2 separate regions of the Homo sapiens genome follow, and region 1 is linked to region 2. Evidence: read pairs that join two places in POLR2A ChIA-PET (ENCODE). Cell type or tissue: Caco-2. All regions are shown on one strand. Links, peaks and the distances in the headings refer to the core of each region. The heading gives the core; the rest is flanking DNA.

Region 1 (7,753 bases), core at 1,252-6,251, 330 kb before region 2:
TGCATTTTCAATTTTTATTTGCTCAGTATATATATATTTTTTTTACTTTCCTTGAGACTTTCCTCTTTGACCATGGATTATTTACAAGTACATTGTTTAGTTTCCAAATGTTTGGAGATTTTCCCATTATTTTTCTGTTTCTGTCTTTTAGTTGGAATTCATTGTGGGAGTAGAGTAAGTTCTATTTGATTTCAATTATTTTTAACTTGTCAAGGTTTATTTTATTGCTGAAAATGTGGTCTATCTTGCTTTAGGTTCCATGGGTACTTTGAAAAGAATGTTTATTCTGCTATTATTGGGTAAAGTATTCCATAAATGTCAATTATATCTTTTTGATTGATAGTGATATATATAATTCTTTTATATCCTTGCTGATTTTTCTATCTAGTTCTTCTGTCGATTGTTGAGAGACAGGGGTTGAAGTTTCCAACTATAATTGTGAATATTTCTGTTTCTCATTTCACTTATATCTGTTTTTGTTTCACATATTTTATTTTTTTTATTATTTTTTTGGAGATGGAGTTCCGCTGTTGTTGCCCAGGCTGGAGGTGCAATAGCATGATCTCAGCTCTCCGCAACCTCCACCTCCTGGGTGCAAGCAATTCTCCTGCCTCAGCCTCCCAAGTAGTTGGGATTACAGGCATGCGCCACCACACCCGGCTAATTTTGTATTTTTAATAGAGACAGGGTTTCTCCATGTTGGCCAGACTGGTCTCGAACTCCTGACCTCAGGTCATCCGCCTGCCTCGGCCTCCCAAAGTGCTGGGATTACAGACATGAGCCACCGCACCCAGCCCTGTTGTTCAATATATACACATTTAGAATTGCAACATCTTCTTGGTGGCATGACCCTTTTATCTTTATATAATACCTGCTGAGTCTCTGGTAATTTCTTTTGCTCTGAGGTCTACTTGTTATCTGATATATTATACAAGTATCTGAGGGCTACTTGATATATTATAGCCTATATCTGATGATATAGTTATTCTTGCTTTCCTTTTATTGATATTCACATGATACATCTTTTCCATCAATTTACTTTCAACCTACCCATATCATTGTATTTGAAGTGATATCTTATAGGTGGCATATTGTTGGGGTGTATTAATCCGTTCTCGCACTGCTGTAAAGAACTACCTGAGACTGGGTAATTTATCAAGAAAAGAGGTTTAATTGGCCCACAGTTCCACAAGCTGTACAGGAAGCATGGCTGGGGAGGCCTCAGGAAACTTACAGTCATGGCGGAAGGTGAGGGAGAAGCAGGCACATCTTACATGGCTGGAGCAGGAGGAAGAGAGTGAGGGGAGAGGTACTACACACTTCTAAATAACCAGATCTCACAATAACTCACTCACTATCATGAGAACAGCACCAAAGGGGAACTCCACCTCCATAATCCAATCATTTCCCATCAGGCCCCACCTCCAATATTTGGGGATGACAATTTGACCTCAGATTTGGGCAGGGACACATACCCAAACCATATCATGGGGCATGTTTTTAATCCACTGTGCTGATTTATGTCTTAATTGGTATATTTAAATTTACACTTAATATAATTTCTAATATGCTAGAGCTTAGTTCTGCCACTTTATTTTTTGTTTGTGTTCTGTTTTTGTTTTCTTCTTGCCTTCCTGTGAGTTTCTTGAATATTTTTTAGAATTCCATTTTGATTTATCTATATAGTGTTTTTGAGTGTATCTCTCTATACAGCTTTTTTAGTGGTTGCTCTAGGTATTATACTGTACATACAACAGTCAGTTGGTGTCGTCTTATAATCTAAATGAAGTCTGTATCATCATTTTACAAGTTTAAGTAAAGTATAGTAACCTTACCTCCCTTTATGTCCTTTTGCCATCCTCCATATATAATTGTCTTAAATATTTTTTTTATATCAGACAGTGCTATAATTTTTGCTTCAGTCATTAAACCTAATTTAGAAAACTCAGAAGGAAAGACTATTTAATTACATTTTTGTTTACTATGTGCTTTCTTCTTTGCTGATGTTTTCAGGTTCCTCTTTTTTTCATTTCCTTTCTGTTTAGAGAACTTCCTTTAGCCATTCTTTAGGGTAGATTGGCCAGTGATAAATTGTCTTTATTTTCCTTCACCTGAGAAGGTCTCATTTTCCCCTTCATTCTGATATTTTCACTGGATATTGAATTATTTAGTTGACACTTCTTTTCTTTGAGCACCTGTAAAATACTGCATCCTTTCCTTCTGGCCTGCATGGTTTCTAATGAAAAATCCATGGTCTTTCCAATTGCTTTCCCTCAGGAGGTAAAATGCCCTCTTTTTCTTTCTTTTCTTTTCTTTCTTTCTTTCTCTCTCTTTCTTTCTTTCTTTCTTTTTCTTTCTTTCTTTCTTTCTTTCTTTTTGGGACGGAAAATGCCATCTCTTTCTTTCTTTCTTTCTTTCTTTCTTTCTTTCTTTCTTTCTTACTTTCTTTCTTTCTTTCTTTCTTTGAGAAGGAGTTTCACTCTTGTCACCCAGGCTGGAATGCAATGGCACTATCTGGGCTCACTGCAATGTCTGCGTCCCAGGTTCAATAGATTCTCCTGCCTCAGCCTCCCTAGTAGCTGAGATTACAGGCGCTCACCACCACGCCCAGCTAATTTTTTTGTATTTTTGGTAGAGACAGGGTTTCACTATGTTGGCCAGGCTGGTCTTGAACTCCTGACCTCAGGTGATCCACCCAACTCAGCCTCCCAAAGTGCTGGGATTACAGGAGTGAGCCACCACGACCAGCTCCCATCTTTTTCTCTGGATGCGTTCAATGATTTTTTTTCTCTTTATTTTCAGAATTTTGCTATGTGTCTTGGTGTGGAATTTTCTTGAGTTTATCCTGTTTGGAACTCACTAAACCTACTGAATCTTTCTTACTACATTTGAGAAGTTTTCACCCATTATTTCAAGTACTTTCTCAGTCCTACCCTCTTTCTTCTCTTCTTCCAAGAATCCAATGACAAAACTGTTAGATCTTTTGTTGTAGTTCCATAGCTTCTGTAGACTCTGGTCATTTTTTTTCAGTCTGTTTTCTCTGTGTTGTTCATATTAGGTTATTTCTACTGTCCTGTTTTCCCATTCACTGATTCTATTTCTCTGTCCTCACTATTCTGCCATTGAACTCACTGATGAACTTTTTTATTTTGGTGGTTATATTTTTCAGTTCTAAAATTCCATTTGGTTTTTCTTTACATCTTCTATTTTTTTACTGAGACTTTGTTTCTTTTTGGAGGCTTTCCAATTTTCCATTTGTTCCAAGCATGTTTGTACCTGCATTTTTATGATGACTCTTTAAAATCTTTGAAAGATAATTCTAACAGCTCTGTTATCTCAGTGTTGGCATCTGTCGATTGTCTTTTTCATTCCATTTGAGAGCTTCCTCATTCTTTGTATAATGAGTCGTTTTCTATTAAAACCTGGACATTTTTGGCTCACACATGTAATCCTAGCACTTTGGGAGGCCAAGGCAGGTGAGTCACCTGAGGTCAGGAGCTCAAGACCAGCCTGGCCAACATGGCGAAACCCTGTCTCTACTGAAAATACAAAAATTACCCAGGCATGGTGGCAGGTGACTGTAATCCCAGCTACTTCGGAGGCTGAGGTGAGAGAATTGCTTCAACCCAGGGGGCAGAGGTTGCTCTGAGCCAAGATCATGCCATTGCACTCCAACCTGGGCAACAGAGCAAGATTCTGTCTCAAAAAAAAAAAAAATTAAACGTGGACATTTTTGTATTGTGTTGTGATACTCTGGATCTAATTTAAACCTTGTGTTTTATCTGGATTTCTCTGACCCTGCTGCAATCATCGGAAGGGGACACTGCCTTAGTACTTTCAAGTAGAAGTTGAAGTCCAGGTTTTTCATTCCACCTCCATTGACACTCCCGATAGGAAGGTAGTCCTCATTACTCCTGTGAATGGTTTAAGGTTCCAACTTCCCATGTGGTCTCCAGTGACTCTACAGGGATGGGTGCCTTATTACCAGTTTTTGGGTATGCATATCATAGCTTTCTACTTGGCTTTCTTTGACACCACCCTAGCAGGTGTCACCTGGCCTCATGACAACCTCTGAAGGGTAGAAGTCTAGGTTGTCAGTCAGTTTTTGCTGCTGTGGGTGAGGGTTGGACCACAGTTTGCTCTGCGGTGTTTGGCTGGAGTAGAGCAGTTATTGTTTAGCAGTTTCGTCTCTTGCTAGGCTGCTCCTTTCCCAGTCCTTTGGCTAGAGAGAGCAGACTTTCTTTGGGAATTTTTTGGTCTACACAGGTTGGTGTTTCTGCCATGCTGACTGCTTCAGCTCCAAGTCTGAGATATATGAGGCATAAAGAAAACTCATGGAATTTATCACTGTGTCATTCCTTGGGTTCCAGGGTCCCTAGCAAATCTGCCGCCTACTCTTCACCTTTTAGATTCTTCTTAAGCTTGTTTTATATGTAATATCTAAGGATTTTAGTTGTACTTAGTGGTGGGAATAGGGAAAAGTATGTCTATTCCATTTACCCACTGTGTATGGTCTTGAATGTTGCTTATACAAAAGCACTTGTTACCAGTAAACATATAGTATAGTAGTGGCAATTACTAGATATTTTATTCCCATGTTACCAGAGGAGAAACTGAGCACAGAGCTTAAGTGCCACACATATAGTAAGTAGCAGACCCAGGACTACAAACCAAGTCTTCTCATTAAAATCCATGTGCTTGGCCAGGCGTGGTGGCTCACGCCTATAATCCCAGCACTTTGGGAGGCCGAGGCAGGTAGATCACAGAGGTCAGGAGATCGAGACCATCCTGGCTAACACAGCGAAACCCCATCTCTACTAAAAATACAAAAAATTAGCCGGGTGTGGTGGCAGGCACCTGTAGTTCCAGCTCCTCAGGAGTCTGAGGCAGGAGAATGGCGTGAACCGGGGAGGTGGAGCTTGCAGTGAGCCGAGATTGCGCCACTGCATTCCAGCCTGGGCGACAGAGCTAGACTCCATCTCAAAAAAAAAAAAAAAAAAAAAAAAATCCATGTTTTTTCCCCACATTCTGTGGATTAGGATTCTGCCTTTATTTTTTTAATTTTTACTTTTTACGGATACATAATAGTTGTAAATATTTATGGAGATGTGAAATTTTGATACAAGCATATAATGTGTGCTTAGGATACTCATCACCTCAAACGTTTATCATTTCTTTTTGTTAGGAACATTCCAATTCCAGTCTTGTTATTTTGAAGTATACAATAAATTATTGTTAACTATACTTGCTCTATCTTGCTACCAAATATTAGATCTTAGTTCTTCTAACTGTATTTTTATACCCACTAACCATCCCTTCTTTATACTTCTCTTCCCACTGTCCTTTCCAGTATCTGATAATCGTTATTGTTTCTCTATCTCCATGAGTTCAGTTTTTTTAGCTTCCACATATGAGTAAGAACATGCAGTGTTTAAATTTCTGTTCCTGGCTTATTTTGCTTAACATAATGTCCTCCAGTACCAACCGTGTTGCCACGAATGGCAGGATTTCATTATTTGTATGGCCGAATAGTATTCCATTGTTATTGTTGTTTTCAAGACGGAGTCTTGCTCTGTTACCAAGAGGTGTAGTGGTACAATCTTGGCTCACTGCAGCCTCAACCTCCTAGGCTCAAGCGATCCTGCCACCTCATCCTCCTGAGTAGCTGGGACTACAGACATGCGCCACCCGGCCTGGCTAATTTTTTGTTTTATTTTTTGCAGAGGTGAGGGCTCACTATGTTGCCCAGGCTCATCTCGAACTCCTGAGCTCAAGTGACTTTCCTGCCTTGGCCTCCTAAAGTGCTGGGATTAAAGGCATGAGCCACTGTGCCCAGCCCTGAATAATATTCCATTGTGTATATGTACCACATTTTTTAAATGCATTCATCGATTGATGGACACTTAGGTTGATTCTGCATGTTGGCTACTATAATAAGCATGGGAGTGCAGATATCTCTTCAATACATTGATTTCCTTTCTTTTGGATATATAGCCAGCAGTGGGATTGCTAGATCATATGGTAGTTCTATTTTTAGTTTTTTGAAGAACTATCATACTGTTCTCTATGGGGGCTGTACTAATTTACATTCCTACCAACAATGTGTGAGGGCTTCCCTTTCTCCACATCCTTCCCAGCGTCTGTTATCACTTGTCTTTTTTTCTGTAGATACTTAGCATATTTTACAAAAAAAAAGAACTGAATGCCAGCATATATGACTTTGAGCTCCTTATATATTCTAGTTATTAATCCCTTGTCAGATGAGTAGTTTACACATATTTTCTCGCATTCTGTGAGTTGTTTCTTCATGTTGTTAATTGTTTCCTTTGCTGTGTCAAAGCTTTTAAGCTTGATGTGATCCCTTCTGTCCGTTTTTGCTTTGGTTGCTTGTGCTTTTGAGGTCTTGCTCAAGAAATCTTTGCCCAGACCAATGTCCTGGAGCATTTCCTCAATATTTTCTACTAATAGTTTTATAGTTTCAGGTCTCATATTTAAGTCCTTAATCCATTTTGATTTCATTTTTAAATATTGAGAAAGATAGGGGTCTAGTTTCATTCTTCTGCATATGGATATCAAGTTTTCCTAGAACATTTATTGAAGAAACTGCACTTTTTCCAGTGTATGTTCTTGGCACCTTTGTCAAAGGTGACTTCTGTCCTACTTTAGCATAGCTAGATAATTTCTGTTTACTATAGTCCATTTGCAAAAAGGTAGCCATTTACAAATGTTTAAATGACGAGATTATTTTAAACTTACATAGTATTGCCATAATTATCCTGCAGTTTAACTCTTTAAAACTCAAGCAATTATTAATTTTCTTTTTAAGCTATAGGGTAACCCTAGCAGTTTTTAAAAATTTAAACTTCGTAAATATGTTTAAGTGATTTGCTATCCTTGATTAGTATCTTAGTCCATTCAGGCTGCTATAACAAAGTAGCCTTAGCTGGGTGGTTTATAAGCAACAGACATTTACTTCTAAAAGCTCTGGAGGCTGGCAAGTCCAAGATCAAGGCACTGACACATTCAGCGTCTGGTGATTGCCCACTTCCTCATAGACAATGTCTTCCATTGTGTCCTCACATGGTTGAAGAGGGAAAGAAGCTCCTCAGGGTTTCTTTTATAATGTCTCTAATTATAATGTCTCTAATTTATGAGTACTCTGCCCTCATGACCTGATAACCTCCCAAAGGACCCACCTCCTAATACGGTCACTTTAGGGATTAGGATTCCAACATGTGAATTGGGGTGGTGGGGCGGGCTGGGGCATTGTGAGGCAGAAGCATGCAGTTCATTGTAATAAGATGATTCTTTAAATTTTCTAAAAGGTGACTTTTAAAAGTCTGCTCATGGCCGGGCGCAGTGGCTCATGTCTGTAATCCCAGCACTTTGGGTGGCCGAGGCGGGCAGGTCACCTGAGGAGTTTGAGACCAGCCTGGCCAACATGGTGAAATCCCATCTCTACCAAAAATACAAAAATTAGCTGGGCGTGGTGGTACGTGCCTGTAATCCCAGCTACTGGGGCGATTGGGGGTGGGGGTGGGGGGGTGCGGCTGAGGCCGGAGAATTGCTTGAACCTGGGAGGCGGAGGTTGCATTGGGCTGAGATTGTGCCACTGTACTCCAGCCTGGGCGACAAGAGTGAAACTCTGTCTCAAAAAAAAAAAAATTTTTTTTAAACAAAAATGAAAATGTATTTAGTATAATTTAGTTCAGTAATTTATCAAACAATTAGTATGTGCCAAGTGCCCAAGTTC
Region 2 (7,753 bases), core at 1,107-6,106:
TCTATGGATTTCCAGAGGGAAAAGAGGAGAGGAACTTTGGAAGAGGGGTCTTTGAAGTTAACTTTGATTATCAGGCAGGACTGAGAGACAGACAGCTTTCTAGGCCCGTGGGGCTAGTGGGAGCTAATGGGGGCAAGGACCTCTGAATGGAGGGTGTTTGATGATTGAGTGAGTGTTCAGGTTTAGATAAAACTGCAAGGGAGATTTTAGCAGAGCATGGCAATTTATTTTCTAGGCAGTCAGGAACTTTGTAAGCTTTTGAGAGCTGCAAGGGTGCAGTGATGAGCTCTGTATTTTAAAAAGTCATCTTTGTCAGCAATGTGAGGCGTTGATTGGAGCCAAGAAGCACAATCAGGAAAAAAGCTCAGGCAATGGTTCAGGCAATTAGGAGTCACCACACTTGTACCTCTTTTGCCTTCTTACAGCTGTATGTCATGCCTGAAGGTCAGCTCCCAACCCATCAAATCCCACATTTCCAGTGCTCAAATAGTATTGAAGTCCTATCTCCCTTGGACATAACTCCTCACTTCAGAAAGGAGTCATCTTTGTCCGTTTATGCCTCTGAGGACTCGAGGTTTTCCCTTTTCATCACCACTTCATATTTGCCCAAGACTGTCACTTGGTGTAATGAAAAGAGCTCCACTTTGGAACTAAACAAACTTGCTCACTAGGCACAGGCACTGTGGTTCACACCTGTAATCCCAGCACTTTGGGAGACCAAGGCAGGAACATCTCTTGAGGCCAGGAGTTCAAGACCAGCCTGGGCAACATAGTGAGACCCTGTCTCTACAAAAAAATTTAAAAAATTAGCCAGGCATGGTGATGTGCACTTGTAGTCCCAGGTACTCAGGAAGCTAAGGGAGGAGAATCACTTGAGCCCAGGAGGTTGAGGCTGCAGCGAGCCACGATTGCACCACTGCACTCCAGCCTGGGCAACAAAGTTGAGACCTTGTCTCCAATAAATAAATAAATAAACAGACTTGCTCTGCTGCTTTCCAGCTGTGTCACTTTGGGCAAGTTACATGGTCAGGTCGATCAGAGCCAAAGTTTCCTCATCTATAAAATAAGAATAATTAATTTTTGCATATTTGTTGTGAGAATTGAGTGAGATTCTGTAGGTAAAATGTCTGACATGCAAAAGGTGCTGGACAGAGTTCCCCTTCCTTAGCTCTTGTTATGCAAACAGTTTACCATATATTTGTAAATTGTTCATTTACAGAACCCTTTTTTTTTTTTTGAGACAGGGTCTCACTCTGTCACCCAGGCTAGAGGGCAGTGGTGCACTCATGGCTCACTGCAGCCTCGACCTCCTGGGCTCAGGCGATCCTCCTATCCTAGCCTTCCAAGTAGCTGGGACTACAGGTACATACCACCAGGCCTGGCCAATTTTAAAATTTTTTGTAGAGATGGGGTCTTGCCATCTTGGCCAGGCTGGTCTCAAACTTCTGGCCTCAAGTGATCCTGCCACCTCGGCCTCCCAGAGTGCTGGGGTTATAGGTGTGAGCCACTGTGCCTGGCCTTACTTAACTGTTTCTCTGTTATGTGCCCTATGGAGCTCCTAGTGAAATCAGGGAGACAAACAGGTAAACAGCCTGTTGCTGATCTTGGTATGATAGATACATGTTTTGATAGAGGTGGGTGAGCAGAAAGCACTTTAGGAGCACAAAGGAGATACAGTTGGGAGGGAGAATGCTCTAGAGGAAGTAAAGGTTGGCTGAAATGTGACGTATGTACCACTTAATCTCGTTGTTAGTTTAGCCGTTTGTGCCTTTCTGGGAGACAGAAGAGTATAGCAGTTAAGAGCATATGCTTTGGGGTTTGACATCACCTCCACCCTACTAGTAATTTGATTCTGAGGAAGTTACCTATCTCTGAGGACTGGATGAGATAATGAATATAAACTGCTTAGCCCAGGAGTAGGGATCAGACTTCCTGAGTTCCCAGAGCTTCCCTAAATTGCTTTGGAAGATTTAGGTCCTAGGACTTTGTTGAAATGGTTGTCCTCAACAGCATTTACTGAATGCATATTGTGTTTATCTAGCTCAGTGTCTAATATCTATAGTAGGTGTTCAGTAAGTATTGAGTGAGGTCACGTGTGGTGGCTCATGCCTGTAATCCCAACATTTTGGGAGGCTGAGGCGGGTGGATCACCTGAAGTCAAGAGTTCAAGACCAGCCTGACCAACATGGTGAAACCCTGTCTTTACTAAAAATACAAAAATTAGCCAGGCGTGATGGCACATGCCTGTAATCCCAGCTACTCGGGAGGCAGAGGCTGGAGAATTGCTTGAACCTGGGAGGTGGAGATTTCAGTGAGCCGAGATTGTGCCATTGCACTCCAGCCTGGGCGACAGACTGAGACTCTGTCTTTAAAAAAAAAAAAAAGTAGTATTGAGTGAATAAGTATATGTAGATTACAAGGAATATAAAACATGGTCCCAATCCTCCAAAGGTTTACAGACCAGATGGCCATATCCATTAAAAAGACAAATTGTGGTACAAGATTGTGCATATAGAGTGAAGGTGTGTGTCACATAAATGATGTTTCTAAGACAGTTGGAGGAGTGGTGGAAGAGATATGGTAGATTTTCAAACTACAGCCCTGGCGAGTACCTGGCATTCTGTGAGTAATGGGATATTCTGGCCGGACACCGTGGCTCACACCTGTAATCCCAACACTTTGGAAGGCTGAGGTGGGAGGATTGCTTGAGCCCAGGTTTCAAGACCAGCCTGGGAAACACAGGGAAACTTTGTCTCTACAAAAGAAATTTTTTTAAGCTATCTGGACGTGGTGGCATGCACCTGTGATCCCAGCTACTTGGGAGACTGAAGTAAGAGGATCACTTGAGCCTGGGTGGTTGAGGCTGCAGTGAGTGTGATCATGCCTCTGTATTCTAGCCTAAGTGACAGAGCAAGATTCTGTCTCATAATAATGAATATGTCTCATAATAATGAATTTCTATCAATGAAATAAAATTGTGTAGCTCTTTTTCAAATTAGCAGGAAATGTTAAAATAATTCCTTAAGAATAAGACTTTAAAAATAAGTTGTACGTATTTTGGGGGTACATGTGGTATTTTGATACATGCATACAATGTGTAATGTTGAAACTGGGGCAAATGGGACATCCATCACCCCAAACATTCACCCCTTCTTTATGTTGGGAACATTCAAATTCCTCTCCTTCAGCAATTTTGAACTATACAACAAATTATTATTAACTGTAGTCACCCTACTGTACTATCAATAAATAGAATTTTTTTATAAGTTTTTCTCTCATCATCTGTTTTTTAAAACTTAACCTTCTTGCTGGTTACCACTTAATGTGCCCGAAATTTAGAGTTAGTTGGTATGCTAAGTATAGCCCACAAAATTAAATATTTATTGATCTCTAGTTTATCAGTAATTTATGATGTTCTTCAAAGAGCACAATAGCTGCCGGGGTTAGACTCACTGAGTAAACAATGGGAAAATGATTGTAGATGGGGTGTGCAGGTAGTGAGAGGTCGACCACTAAGAGAGAATGAGGAGAGAGGTTAGGAAAATGGGGCCTTGGCAAGAGGCCAAGCCATGCCTTTAGGGCTAGGATGCTGACATCATCATCTCGAACGCTTATGGAGTCTTTCTGTGAGGAACATGGGTCAGCGTAGAGAGAGTCTGGTTCTGTGTGTCTCTGCAGTCCAGTGGCACATGGGAGAACATGCACTCTTTGGTTTGCTATATGGCGGGTAGCCCATTATGGAAAGCAGTGGCTGTTTGGGGTAAGAGAGAGTGCTCTGTCCAGTTCTAGAACATAGGAATATTTTTCATTTTTATTGTTTTATACATTTTCGGAAATACTTTTATATGCATATGTCTTGTTTTATATGCTACTACTGTGAGAAAGATAGGATAGGTCTTTTTTTGTTTTTTTTTTTGAGACAGAGTCTCATTCTGTCGCCCAGGCTAGAGTTCAGTGGTGTGATCTTGGCTCACTGCAATCTCCACCTCCTGGCTTCAAGCGATTCTCCAGCCTCAGCCTCCTGAGTAGCTGGGACTACAGGTGCGTGCTACCACGCCCGGCTAATTTTTGTATTTTTAGTAGAGACGGAGTTTCACCATGTTGGCCAGGCTGGTCTTGAACTCCTGACCTCAGGTGATCCACCCACCTCGGCCTCCCAAAGTGCTGGGATTACAGTTGTGAGCCACCACGCCCAGCCAGGATAGGTCTTGTCTATGTTTTAGAGGTAGTAAATTGAATTGCCCAAGGCTGTTCATTCATTTATTAAATAAATATTAAGTGCTATATGCTAAAATATACATTGCATGTAATATTTTAGATTTGTTAACCTTTAAAGAAGTGATAATGTGGGCCGAGTGTGGTGGCTCATTCCTGTAATCCTAACACTTTGGGAGGCTGAGGCAGGGGGATCGCTTGAGCCCAGGAGTTCAAGACCAGTCTGGGAAACATAGCAAGACCCCTCTTAAAAAAAAAAGAAAGAAAGAAAGAAAGAAAAAAGGCATGGTGGTGCACGCTTTTGGTCCCAGCTACTTGGGAAGCTGAGGTGAGAGGATTGCTTGAGCCTAGGAGGTTGAGGCTGCAGTGAGCTGTGATTGTGCCACTGCACGCCAGCCTGGGCGACAGAGCTAGACCCTGTCTCAAAAAAAAAAAAGAATATGTAGGGTGTCTCAAAGTCAGGGATCAAGGCGGTTTGTTCAGAATAGCTTTTTTTTTTTTTTTTTTTTTTTGAGACAGAGCCTCACTCCGTCCCCCAGGCTGGAGTGCAACGGCGCGATCTCGGCTCACTGCAACCTCTGCCTCCCGGGTTCTAACAATTCTCCTGCCTCAGCCACCCAAGTAGTTGGGATTACAGGTGCCCACCACCACATCTGGCTGATTTTTGTATTTTTAGTAGAGACAGGGTTTCACCATGTGAACTGGTCTTGTACTCCTGACCTCAGGTGATCCACCTGCCTCAGCCTCCCAAAGTGCTGGTATTACAGGCGTGAGCCACTGAGCCCAGTGCTTTTTTTATTTTTATTTTTTTAAGAAATGCCATAACAGGCCAGGCGCTTTGTCACCCAGGCTGGAGTGCAATGGCGCAATATCAGCTTACTGCAACCTCTGCCTCCCAGGTTCCAATGATTCGCCTGCCTCAGCCTCCCAAGTAGCTGAGACTACAGGCACCCGCCACCACCCCCAGCCAAATTTTGTATTTTTAGTAGAGACAGGGTTTCACCATGTTGGCCAGGCTGGTCTCGAACTCCTGACCTCAGGTGATCCACCTGTCTTGGCCTCCCAAAGTGCTGGGATTACAGGTGTGAGCCACTGCGTCCAGCCAAAAATGTAACTCTTAATACACATGGACTAATTTTTGCTTTCTTTGGGATTTGTCATTTGAATTTCAGGTTTGCATCGCCAGCTTCTATATATTACGGCCTTTTTTTTTGCTGGATATTATCTTGTAAAACGTGAAGACTACCTGTATGCTGTGAGGGACCGTGAAATGTTTGGATATATGAAATTACATCCAGAGGATTTTCCTGAAGAAGGTATTTCAAGTTAATTTTAGATAATCTGTGTTTACTGTATTATTATTTTCCCTGGTTAATCTTATCCATGTGTATGGCTTTAGATACCTTCTAAATTCTGTTGACTCCCACATCTTAGTCTATAGACCAAAATTCTCTTGAATTAATATATCCAGTTTCTGACTACCTCCGTGTCCTTTGGACAGCAAACAAAACTCATATCCCCTCTGCCTTCCCAAACCTCCTGCTCCTCTGTGTCCTGCTTCAGAGAATGGCACTACTGTCCACCTGGACACTCAAGCCAGAAGCCTGAGAATCATCAAGTCTTTCTCTTTCACTTCCCATTAGTCATCAGGTCTTATCAGTTCTACTTCCTAAATATTTCTTAACTTTGAACTCTCCTCTCCCACTACCACTACCCTGGTTCAGGCCTTGTTAATCTCTTGCTTGGACTGTTGCACTTGCCTCTTAACTCACCACTTGCTTTGGTCTTATTTCCAATGACAGCAAATCTGATCACATCTGTTTAAAATAGTCATCCGGCTGGTCGCAGTGGCTCACGCCTGTAATCCCAGCACTTTGGGGGGCCGAGCGGGGCAGATCACCTGAGGTCAGGAGTTTGAGACCAGCCTGGCCAACATGGCGAAACCCTGTCTCTATTAGAAATACAAAAATTAGCCGGGCATGATGGCGGGTGCCTGTAAGCCCAGCTACTTGGGAGGCTGAGGCAGGAGAATCGCTTGAACCTGGGAGGCGGAGGTTGCAGTGAGCTGAGATCGCGCCATTGCACTCCAGCCTGGGTGTCACAGCAAGACTGTGTCTCAAAAAATAAAATAAAATTAAAATAAAATAAATAAGTCATCCATTGCCTAGTGGATAAAATCCAGACTCCTTAGGATGGCTCATTTACTCCAGGTTAGCTAATTGCCTGTCCTCTGGTAGAAACACTTTACCCACATTCTTATCTACCATATGATATACACATGTGTGTGTTCTTCATGGATTGTAGCTTCGTCTTTGTTTCCCCAGCCTCTTGTATAGAGCCTACACATAGCAGGCACTTACTTATGCATAATAGTGGATATGAACCGTATGGAATACTTCCTCATTCCTCATCACTCATCATTTGCCTGGTGAAATGCTTTGTCCCGAACCTGCCCTATATTACTTTATACATGTTGTACCTTCTTCCTGCTATGTTATTCTTCCTCTTGCCCCTGTTTCCACCCCATCCACCTAGCAAATTTCTGCTTTTATTATCTCAGTGAAGCTTTCACCCAGCTACAGTCAGGCATTCCCTCAGGGTGCTCTATCTCTAGTCTGCTATGAATCTATTAATAGTTGTAATATAACTTTTCTCACCTGTGTTTTACACACATATACACAACACAGATGTGCACATATATGAGTATCTGTAGGCTGGGAGTTTAACTACTACGACAGTTTTTTTTGGTTTCCCCAGGGGTTTGGCACACATAGCCTTATTAAATGTGTAAATGAATGAGTATAGAAAAAATTTGAACTTGTAAACATAAATAGATTTTCCCCAGTCTCGGCAACATAGTGAGACCTCATCTCTACAGAAAATTAAAAAATTAGCTGGGTGAGGTGGCACATGCCTATAGACCCATTGACTTGGGAGGCTGAGGCAGGAGGATTACTTGAGCCTGGGAGGACAAGGTGCCGTGAGCCGTGATCACACCACTGCATTCCAGCCTAGGTGACAGAGCGAGACCCTGTCTCAAAAAAAAAAAAAAAAAAAAATTCTTCTGTTAATGTAAATGCGTGATATAAAACATTTAAATTTCATTACACTGAATGATCTCTAAGGTCTTATTTAGCTCTAAAATTTTATTACTCTTTAATATTCCCACAGCCTTCAGTCACATATATGATATTTATGGTGGATCAGAAAGATACAGTTTCTTTTTTTGCCAAAGAAGAGCTTAAAGACTAGCACAAAGCCATGAATAGTGGATGTATCGGGAATGCATAATACCCAGAACCGTTAAATGTTAGAGCTGGAAGTCATCTTGGATATATTGATTACTAGGAGTGAGGCCCAGTGGCTTGAGGAGTCTTCAGTCTCAGACCTCTGGCTCTTTGCCTAGACATAGTTCCATGAGTTCCCTGTGTCTGCAGGAGTGTGTATAGCTTCAGGGCTCATTCTCTTTCTGAGCTGCAGATTAGTGGCAGTTGTGCCAAGAGCCTCATGCACAGACAGTGGGAGCCCGGAGAGCTTG

Evidence for each region. ChIA-PET counts read pairs that join two places held together with the same protein. Peaks named below come from ENCODE experiments on the same cell type or tissue, not always from the same donor. Only the 100,000 strongest peaks of a DNase experiment are listed, where the experiment ranks them.
Region 1: POLR2A ChIA-PET joins it to region 2 with 5 read pairs; 8 of 35 experiments call an interaction of 5 or more read pairs at or near these places.

The regions. Positions count from the first base shown.
Region 1 is chr11:78,402,346-78,410,098 of GRCh38, reverse strand. The region is part of intron 1 of GAB2 (GRB2 associated binding protein 2); the gene reads left to right. Among named protein-coding and RNA genes, the nearest start is that of GAB2, 12 kb to the left of the region's middle. In Caco-2, for the core only: no CTCF peak of the experiment used is centred there; a DNase peak (open chromatin) is centred at 3,484.
Region 2 is chr11:78,070,776-78,078,528 of GRCh38, reverse strand. All of the region lies in intron 1 of NDUFC2-KCTD14 (NDUFC2-KCTD14 readthrough), which reads left to right. It overlaps NDUFC2 (NADH:ubiquinone oxidoreductase subunit C2), which reads left to right. Exons shown (of 3, transcript NM_004549.6): 2 at 5,388-5,531. Among named protein-coding and RNA genes, the nearest start is that of NDUFC2, 5.2 kb to the left of the region's middle. In Caco-2, for the core only: no CTCF peak of the experiment used is centred there; no DNase peak of the experiment used is centred there.